Linked DNA regions of Homo sapiens: region 2 is linked to region 1. A link is an interaction called in ENCODE POLR2A ChIA-PET data of the cell type or tissue named here. Cell type or tissue: Panc1. All regions are shown on one strand.

Evidence for each region. Peaks named below come from ENCODE experiments on the same cell type or tissue, not always from the same donor. Only the 100,000 strongest peaks of a DNase experiment are listed, where the experiment ranks them.
Region 2: POLR2A ChIA-PET joins it to region 1 with 12 read pairs; 17 of 35 experiments call an interaction of 5 or more read pairs at or near these places.

What each region holds. Positions count from the first base shown.
Region 1 is chr17:42,340,837-42,344,836 of GRCh38, forward strand. All of the region lies in intron 4 of STAT3 (signal transducer and activator of transcription 3), which reads right to left. Among named protein-coding and RNA genes, the nearest start is that of STAT3, 46 kb to the right of the region's middle. RefSeq lists a silencer at 2,546-2,615. In Panc1, no CTCF peak of the experiment used is centred here; no DNase peak of the experiment used is centred here; H3K27ac peaks cover 1,253 bases.
Region 2 is chr17:42,410,666-42,414,665 of GRCh38, forward strand. The region is part of intron 1 of CAVIN1 (caveolae associated protein 1); the gene reads right to left. Among named protein-coding and RNA genes, the nearest start is that of CAVIN1, 11 kb to the right of the region's middle. In Panc1, no CTCF peak of the experiment used is centred here; no DNase peak of the experiment used is centred here.

The DNA of each region.
Region 1 (4,000 bases):
TCCTCTCACTCTTGCCTTCCTAGGGCCCACCATAAGCAAGAGCAGCAGCCTGGTTTCTAGAAGCAGGTCTAGAGGCCTATCCCTCTGCCTTGTTGGTCTATGGCAGCTGAAGCTCCATATGGATGGCTGGGGTGGGGTGGGGGTGCTGCTCTGCACATCCAGTCTCTCTACCCCAAGATCTAACTCAGGGCACAGGCATTGGAAAGCCCCTATGGTTACCAGCTCAAGCCACACTTTCCATTCTAGTTTTACCAACAATACAGCTGATGTTTTAACCTTCATTCCTTTCTCATGTCTATTTCTCAAGCAGGACTACACTTAAAGGGAGAAAACATGATTAACGATCACCCACAGAAACCCACCTCTAATACCTTCGTAAAAAACTGTATTGGCTCCCCACTGCTTCCAGCTATAAACATCTCAGGCCAACACAGAAAGCTGTTTCACACAATTGATAACTTCAACTTTCCCTCCCTGTGCCTTGGTCACCCCAGACTCCCAACTCTTCCCTGCATGCAGTGTGTTTCCACACTCTCTTCCCACCCGCTATCCACTCAGCATGGCCTGGGCTTCAGCCCAAACACACCTGAACTCACTCACCTTCAAATTCAGTTCAAATGTTTCTTTTCCTGAGAAATCTTATTCAACTTCCTTAGACAAAATGACACACATCCTTTTCTGTGTTTTTCTCACTTTGAGTGTTTGTGTACTTATAATCCCAACTAGCCTGACAGCCCTTGGTAGCAGGGATTACATCCACTCTTCTATCTTTAACCAATTCTAGACACTTAAGAGCATGCCAGGTATTGTAAACAGAAAAAATAGCAGTGAGGCCTGGGTTGAGGCCACAAATAACCAACTTATAGCTTTATATCAGGGGTTGCAAACTTTTTCTCTAAGGGACAGAGGGTAAATATTTTTGGTTTCCTGGGTCATACAGTCCCTGCCACAAATAGCCCTGCCACTGCAGCACCAAAGCAGCCACAGATAATGCATAAATAAATGAGTGTGGCTGGGTTCCGAAAAAACCTCATTTACAAAAACAAGCAGCAGGCTGGATTTGGGCCACGCTCACAGTTTGCAGACCCCTAATCCGTACGATTGAAAACATCCTTGGGATAACTTTGGCTTTCCTACCTCCCATGGTAAGTTGGAGCCTCTATCCAAATTGACTTAAACCACTTATTTTTATCTTGTGGAGCAGGATAAAATACAAAGGTTTTCCACAGCAGAAAATCCTAGTGCTGCCTGAGCAAATGCCTGTGTGCTAACCTCTTGGGCTACAGGGCACTGCACAGTAAGTGTTACCTACCACCTCGCTCACACCTGAGCATATCAGTTTTCTGCTTAAAATTCCTCACTAGGGCCGGACACAGTGGCTTATGCCTGTAATCCCAGCACTTTGGGAGGCCGAGGTGGATGGATCACCTGAGGTCAGGAGTTTGAGACCAGCCTGGCCAATATGGTGAAACCCTATCTCACTAAAAATACAAAAAATTAGCCCAGTGTGGTGGCTCATGCCTGTAATCCCAGCTACTTGGGAAGCTGAGACATGAGAATCGCTTGAACCTGAGAGGCAGAGGTTGCAGTGGGCCGAAATCGCGTCACTGCACTCCGGCCTGGGTGACAGAGTGAGACTCTGTCTCAAAAGAAAAAAAAAAAATTCTTCACTGGGTCCCCATTTCCTACAGTAATGGTGAGGGTGATGATAGTGATGTCAGCAGCAGCAGAAAGCAGTTAAATTATTTTGCATTTATGTGTCAGATACTGTTCTAAGCATTTTACATGTATGAATTAATTCTATGAAGAAGGTATTGTTATCACTCCCATTGGAGGAACAGAGAGAGTAAAAATTGTTTACTTAAGGTTACAGAGCAAGTGGCAGGGCTGCGGGTTCAAACCGAAGCAGTTGGCCCCTTGTGGTAAACTGCTCTTCCAGGGCCCCACTGTTAGGCATGACTAATTAAAACATCATGTGGCCTTGACTAGCTTGTCTTCCCCGACCCAATCAGATGCTGAACTTTCTACACTTCTCCCAAGAATACACATTTCTGTTTCTGTCTTTGAACATGATCTTCTTTCTGCCTGGAGAGCTCTTTCTCATCAGTTGATGAGCCCAGGAGTTCAACACCAGCCTGGGAAACATGGCAAGAGCCCATCTCTACCAAAAAAAAAAAAAAAAAAAATTAGCTGGGCATGGTGGCATGTGCCTGTAGTCCCAGCTACTCATAAGGCTGAGGCAGGAGGATCGCTAGGGCCCAGGTGGTTGAGGCTGCAGTGAGCTGTGATCACACCACTGCACTCCAGCCTGGGTGACAGAGTGAGACTGTCTCAAAAAAAAAAAAAAAAAACAAAGGTTACAAAGGTAAATTTGAAATGTAATGTTATGTGTATTTCACCACAATTTTTTAAAAAGCAGGGGGTCACGGAGAAAAAGAAAAAATGTCCCTGATTATAGGATATTAAAGACGGTAAAACCCCTCACAGAAAGTAAAAAAGTCTCCTATGACCGACTACTTTAATGATTTAGTATATGTGTTTCCAGATATTTTCCCATACATACCAATAGTATATGCAAATTGCATACATTTAGTTTTACTACTATGAATCAGATCTTTCTTTTTTTTTTTTTTTTTTTTTCAGTCGGAGTCTCGCTCTGTCGCCCAGGAGTGCAGTGGCGCAATCTTGGTTCACTACAACCTCCGCCTCCCAGGTTCAAGCGATTCTCCTGCCCCAGCTTCCCGAGTAGCTGGGACTACAGGCGCGTACCACCACACCCAGCTAATTTTTGTATTTTTAGTAGAGATGGGGTTTCATCATGTTGGCCAGGATGGTCTCAATCTCTTGACCTCATGATCTGCCCACCTTGGCCTCCCAAAGTGCTTGGATTACAGGCGTGAGACATCGTGCCTGGCCCAGATCTTTACTTTCATTACATCTTCTAACAGGTTACTGCTGCTACTGATTAGGGGAACTGCAGATTCTAAAAATATTTATCTTGTATACAATGGCCTTTCTAAACCTTGCTAGTTCCAATTGTTATTGTTAGTTTTGTTTCTCTTGGATCTTCGAGGAAGACCTATCTATCTGTAAATAATAAGAGTTCTGTCCCTTGCTTTCCAATATTTGTACCCTCATTTCTTTTTCTTTTTGCATAGGCTGGATCCCTCAGAAAAGTATCAATGGTAAAAGACATCCTTATCTTTTGCTGTTTTTACTGAGAATAGTGTTTCACCACTGTGCATCATGCTCCCTTTGGTTTCTGATAAATATTCTTTCTTGTGTTTAGAAAGATCCTTAATTAAGCCAGGTGCGGTTGCTCACGCCTGTAATCCCAGCACTTTGGGAGGCCGAGGCGGGCGGATCACGAGGTCAAGAGATCGAGACCATCCTGGCTAACACAGTGAAACCCCATCTCTACTAAAAACACAAAAAATTAGCTGGGTGTGGTGGCGCGCGCCTGTAGTCCCAGCTACTTGGGAGGCTGAGGCAGGGGAATAGCTTGAACCTGGGAGGCAGAAGTTGCAGTGAGCTGAGATCACGCCACTGCACTCCAGCCTGGCAACAGAGCAAGACTCTGTCTCAAAAAAAAAAAAAAGGCTGGGCGTGGTGGCTCATGCCTATAATCCCAGCACTTTGGGAGGCTGTGGCCGGTGGATCATGAAGTCAGGAGATCAAGACCATCCTGCCTAACAAGGTGAAACCCCATCTCTACTAAAAAAAATACAAAAAATTAGCCAGGCTTGGTGGCACACACCTGTAGTCCCAGCTAGTCGGGAGGCTGAGGCAAGAGAATCGCTTGAACCTGGGAGGCGGAGGTTGCAGTGAGCTAAGATGGCACCACTGCACTCCAGCCTGGACGACAGAGAGAGACTCTGTCTCAAAAAAAAAAAAAAAGAGAGATGAGGTCTCGCTACATTGCCCCAGCTGGTCTCGAACTCCTGAGGCTCAGGCAATCTGCCCGTCTCAGCCTCCCAAAGTGCTGGGATTACAGGCGTGA
Region 2 (4,000 bases), 70 kb after region 1:
CACTTTGGGAGGCCGAGGTGGGCAGATTACGAGGTCAGGAGATCGAGACCATTCTGGCCAACATGGTGAAACTCCGTCTCTACTAAAAATACAAAAATTAGCTGGGTGTGGTGGCACGAGCCTGTAATCCCAGCTACTCGGGAGGCTGAACCAGGGAGGTGGAGATTGCAGTGAGCCGAGATCGTGCCACTGTAATCCAGCCTGGCGACGGAGTGAGACTCTGTCTCAAAAAAAAAAAAAAAAAAAAAAAAAAAAAAAAAAAAAATTGAAAGGGCCAGGGGTGGTGGCTCATGCCTGTAATCCCAGAATTTTGGGAGGCGGGGCAGATCACCTGAGGTCAGGAGTTCGAAACCCCGTCTCTACCAAAAAATACAAAAACTAGCTGGGTGTGGTGGCACATGCCTGTAATCCCAGCTACTTGGGAGGCTGAGGCAGGAGAATCACTTGAACCGAGGAGGTGGAGGTTGTAGTTAGCCGAGATCACTCCACTGCACTCCAACCTGGGTGACAGAGTAGGACTATGTCTCAAAAAAAAAAAAAAAAACTAAAAGGTCTGTATATGGGAGTGATTATGAAAACAACAACAACCATCAACAACAAAAACTGGCTGGGTGAGGTGGCTCACATCTGTAATCCCAGCACTTTGGGAAGCTGAGGTGGGAGGATCACTTGAGCCCCAGGAGTTCAGAACCAGCCTGGGCAACACAGTCCAACCCCATCTCTAAAAAAAATTTTTTTAACATTTTTTTTAAGTTGAGAAACACTCTGCTATAGGAAGGCCAGAGGTCCTGAGCCAGAGCCAGCTAGAATGTCCCCCTCCTGGCATCTGTGAGTTGGCAGCTTTTGGGCACCCCACCCAAGGCAGGATCTGGCAAACATAAGCGATCTCTTTGCAAAGCATTTTCTAAAAGAAACTGGAGAAAATACGTGTAAATGTTTTCCTCAGCTGCAGGGAGTGGGTGGAGAGGGCACAGAACAGACCCCAGGCCTGAGCCTCATGATGGCCCTCTCCAAAGAGGCTTTGAGCCAAACTGGGTTGTCCCTCAGGAGGAGGCAGCAGGGGGAACGGCAGAACCAGAAGCCATGCGCCTTCATGCTAGGCAGCCTTCGGGTGCAGCTTAAGTGTGGGGGAGCATTTACTACTAAAAACAGAAACCAAGAAGTGGGGAGGCCCCTTCCATTCCCCTCCCATCCCCACTGTATACATCCCATTCTCCTGAACTTTGCATAACGCCAGTGTTCTCACAGTACCCGGCACCCGTCCACAGTGGGCAGTGACTGGGGATGGTGGCCCTCCTGGCAGTGATCACCACTAGGCTGTGGGCTGACAGTGGACTGAAGAGATACCCCACGCCCACAGAACGGGATCCGGGAGACCCTAAACACTCCCACCGGCTGTCAGCTCCTCTGGGGTGGGCCGGGGCCCAGGCTCTGGGTAATATGGCAGTGCCCTAGGCGTCTGGTCAAAAGGTGGGAGCTCAGGCACTGTCTCAGGCTTCAGGTCAAAGGGCTCAGTCTCAGGCAGGTCAAAAGGCACGATCTTGGGTGTGGCCAGGTCAGAGGGTGCATTCGGCTTCTTCTTGGGCTAAGATGAGGAAAAGGGGTTTAAATGGGGCTTGGGGTGGGTGCAAAAGGAGTTGAGAAAAAAGGGCCTTGGTGGCATGCAGAGTAGGGGCTGGTGAGTAGGGAGGGGAGCACAATGTATTAGGATGGAAATAAACCACTTTTTTTTTTTTTTTTTTTTTAGAAATGGGGGTCTTGCTCTGTTGCCCAGGCTGTAGTGCAGTGCACAATCATAGCTCACTGCAGCCTCCAACTCCTGGGCTCAAGCAATCTTCTTACCTCAGCCTCCCAAATATCTAGGACTACAGTTGTGTACCATCAAACCCGGCTAATTTTTTTTTTTTTTTTGATAGAGACAAGGTCTCACTATGTTGCCCAGGCTAGAAACTATTTTATTTTATTTTTTTGAGACAGAGTCTCACTCTGTTGCCCAGGCTGGAGTGCAGTGGCACGATCTTGGCTCACTGCAACCTCCACCTCCCAGGTTCAAGTAATTCTCCTGCCTCAGCCTCCCGAATAGCTGGGATTACAGGTGCATGCTACCACGCCCAGCTAATTTTATACTTTTAGTAGAGACCGGGTTTCACTGTGTTGGCCAGGCTGGTCTTGAACTCCTGGCCTCAAGCGATCCTCTTGTCTCGGTCTCCCAAAGTGCTGGGATTACAGGCGGGAACCACTGCGCCTGGACTATTTTATTTATTTTTTTGAGATGGAGCCTCTCTCTATCGCCCAGGCTGCTAAACTGTAGTGCAGTGGCGTGATCTCTGATCTTGGTTCACCGCAACCTCCGCCTCCTGGGTTCAAGCGATTCTCCTGCCTCAGCCTCCCAAGTAGCTGGGATTACAGGTGGGTGCCACCATGCTCAGCTAATATTTTGAAATTTTAGCAGAGATAGGGTTTCACCATGTTGGCCAGGCTGGTCTTGAACTCCTGACCTCAAGTGATCTGCCCTCCTTGGGCTCCCAAAGTGCTGGGATTACAGGCATGAGCCACCATCATGCCTGGCCTAGAAACTCATTTTAAATGCTTCATCAAGAGGGCCCTGGGAGCTGGGCACAGTGGCTCACGCCTATAATCCCTGTAATCCCAGCACTTTGGAGGCCAAGGTGGGTGGATCCCTTGAGCCCAGGAGTTCAAGACCAGCCTCAGCAACATTGCCCAGGTCTCTGCAAAAAATACTGTTAGTGGGGCCTGTTGGCACATGCCTGAAATTTCAGCTACTCGGGAGGCTGAGGCAGGAGAATCACTTGAACCAGGGAGGTGAAGTTTGCAGTGAGCTGAGGTCCAGCCACTTCACTCTAGCCTGGGCGACAGAGCAAAAGTCTGTCTCAAAAAGGGAAAAAAAAAAAAAAAAAAAAAAAAAAAAAAAAAGAGGTCCCTGGGGCCAAAAGGGGTGGGGCAAACTCAAGCCCAAGAATTAATAAACACAGCTTCAATTGAGCCCCTCCCTTCCTCCCTCTACAATATTCCCCAGTCCCATTCTTGGGCTTCCATCTCCAATCCTTCCCCAGCCATAATCATAGGAAGACTATGGAGGCTACTAGGGGTGGATAAGGAGTTTTCTAAGGGGCTAGTTGTTGGATTATAACTGGGGAGGCTCAGATGAGTAAATACAAAGGCACACAACTTCACTGTCTTCAGAGTCAGACTCTGCCAATCCCAGTTTTGTGGTTGTTGTTTTTTTTTAGACGGAGTCTTGCTCTGTCACCCAGGCTGTGGAGTATAGTGGCGTGATCTTGGCTCACTGCAACCTCTGCCTCCTGAGTTCAAGTGATTCTCCTGCCTCAGCCTCCCTAGTAGCTGGGATTACAGGTGTGTGCCACCATGCCCGGCTAATTTTTTTTGTATTTTTGGTAGAGACGGAGTTTCGCCATGTTGGCCAGGCTGGTCTTGAACTCCTGACCTCAAGTGGTCCACCCACCTCAGCCTCCCAAAGTGCTGGGATTACAGGCATGAGCCAGTGTGCCCAGATTAATCTGTTTTCATTCTTCCCTGGGGTAGGGTGGACACAGGATGCTACCCCAAATGAGGAGAGGGATAGGCATGGAAGAGGGACATCCTGGCAATTTCCCTTTGGCCACGTCCCCACCTTCTGTCTCCCTTGCCACCCCTCCCTCTTGCTACCACTTAAGATATCATACACTAAAATGCACAGAGAAATCAGGATCCAAAACCAAGCTCTATTTTTTTTTTTAAGATAGAGTCTCTCTATGCTGTCCAACCTGGCTTCAAACTCCTAGTCTCAAGCAATCTTCCTGCCTCAACTTATTGAGTAGCTGGGACTACAGGCACACATCACTGTGCCTGGCAAAACCAAGCTATTTTTATGACAGGTGAGCCTATGTCCTGGGACCTCTGGACCTCTGCGGCAGCCCCCAACTCTCTCTCCTGAGGGGCTGAGTTGTGGAAGACTATAGGCTTCTTGCTTTGAGCAATC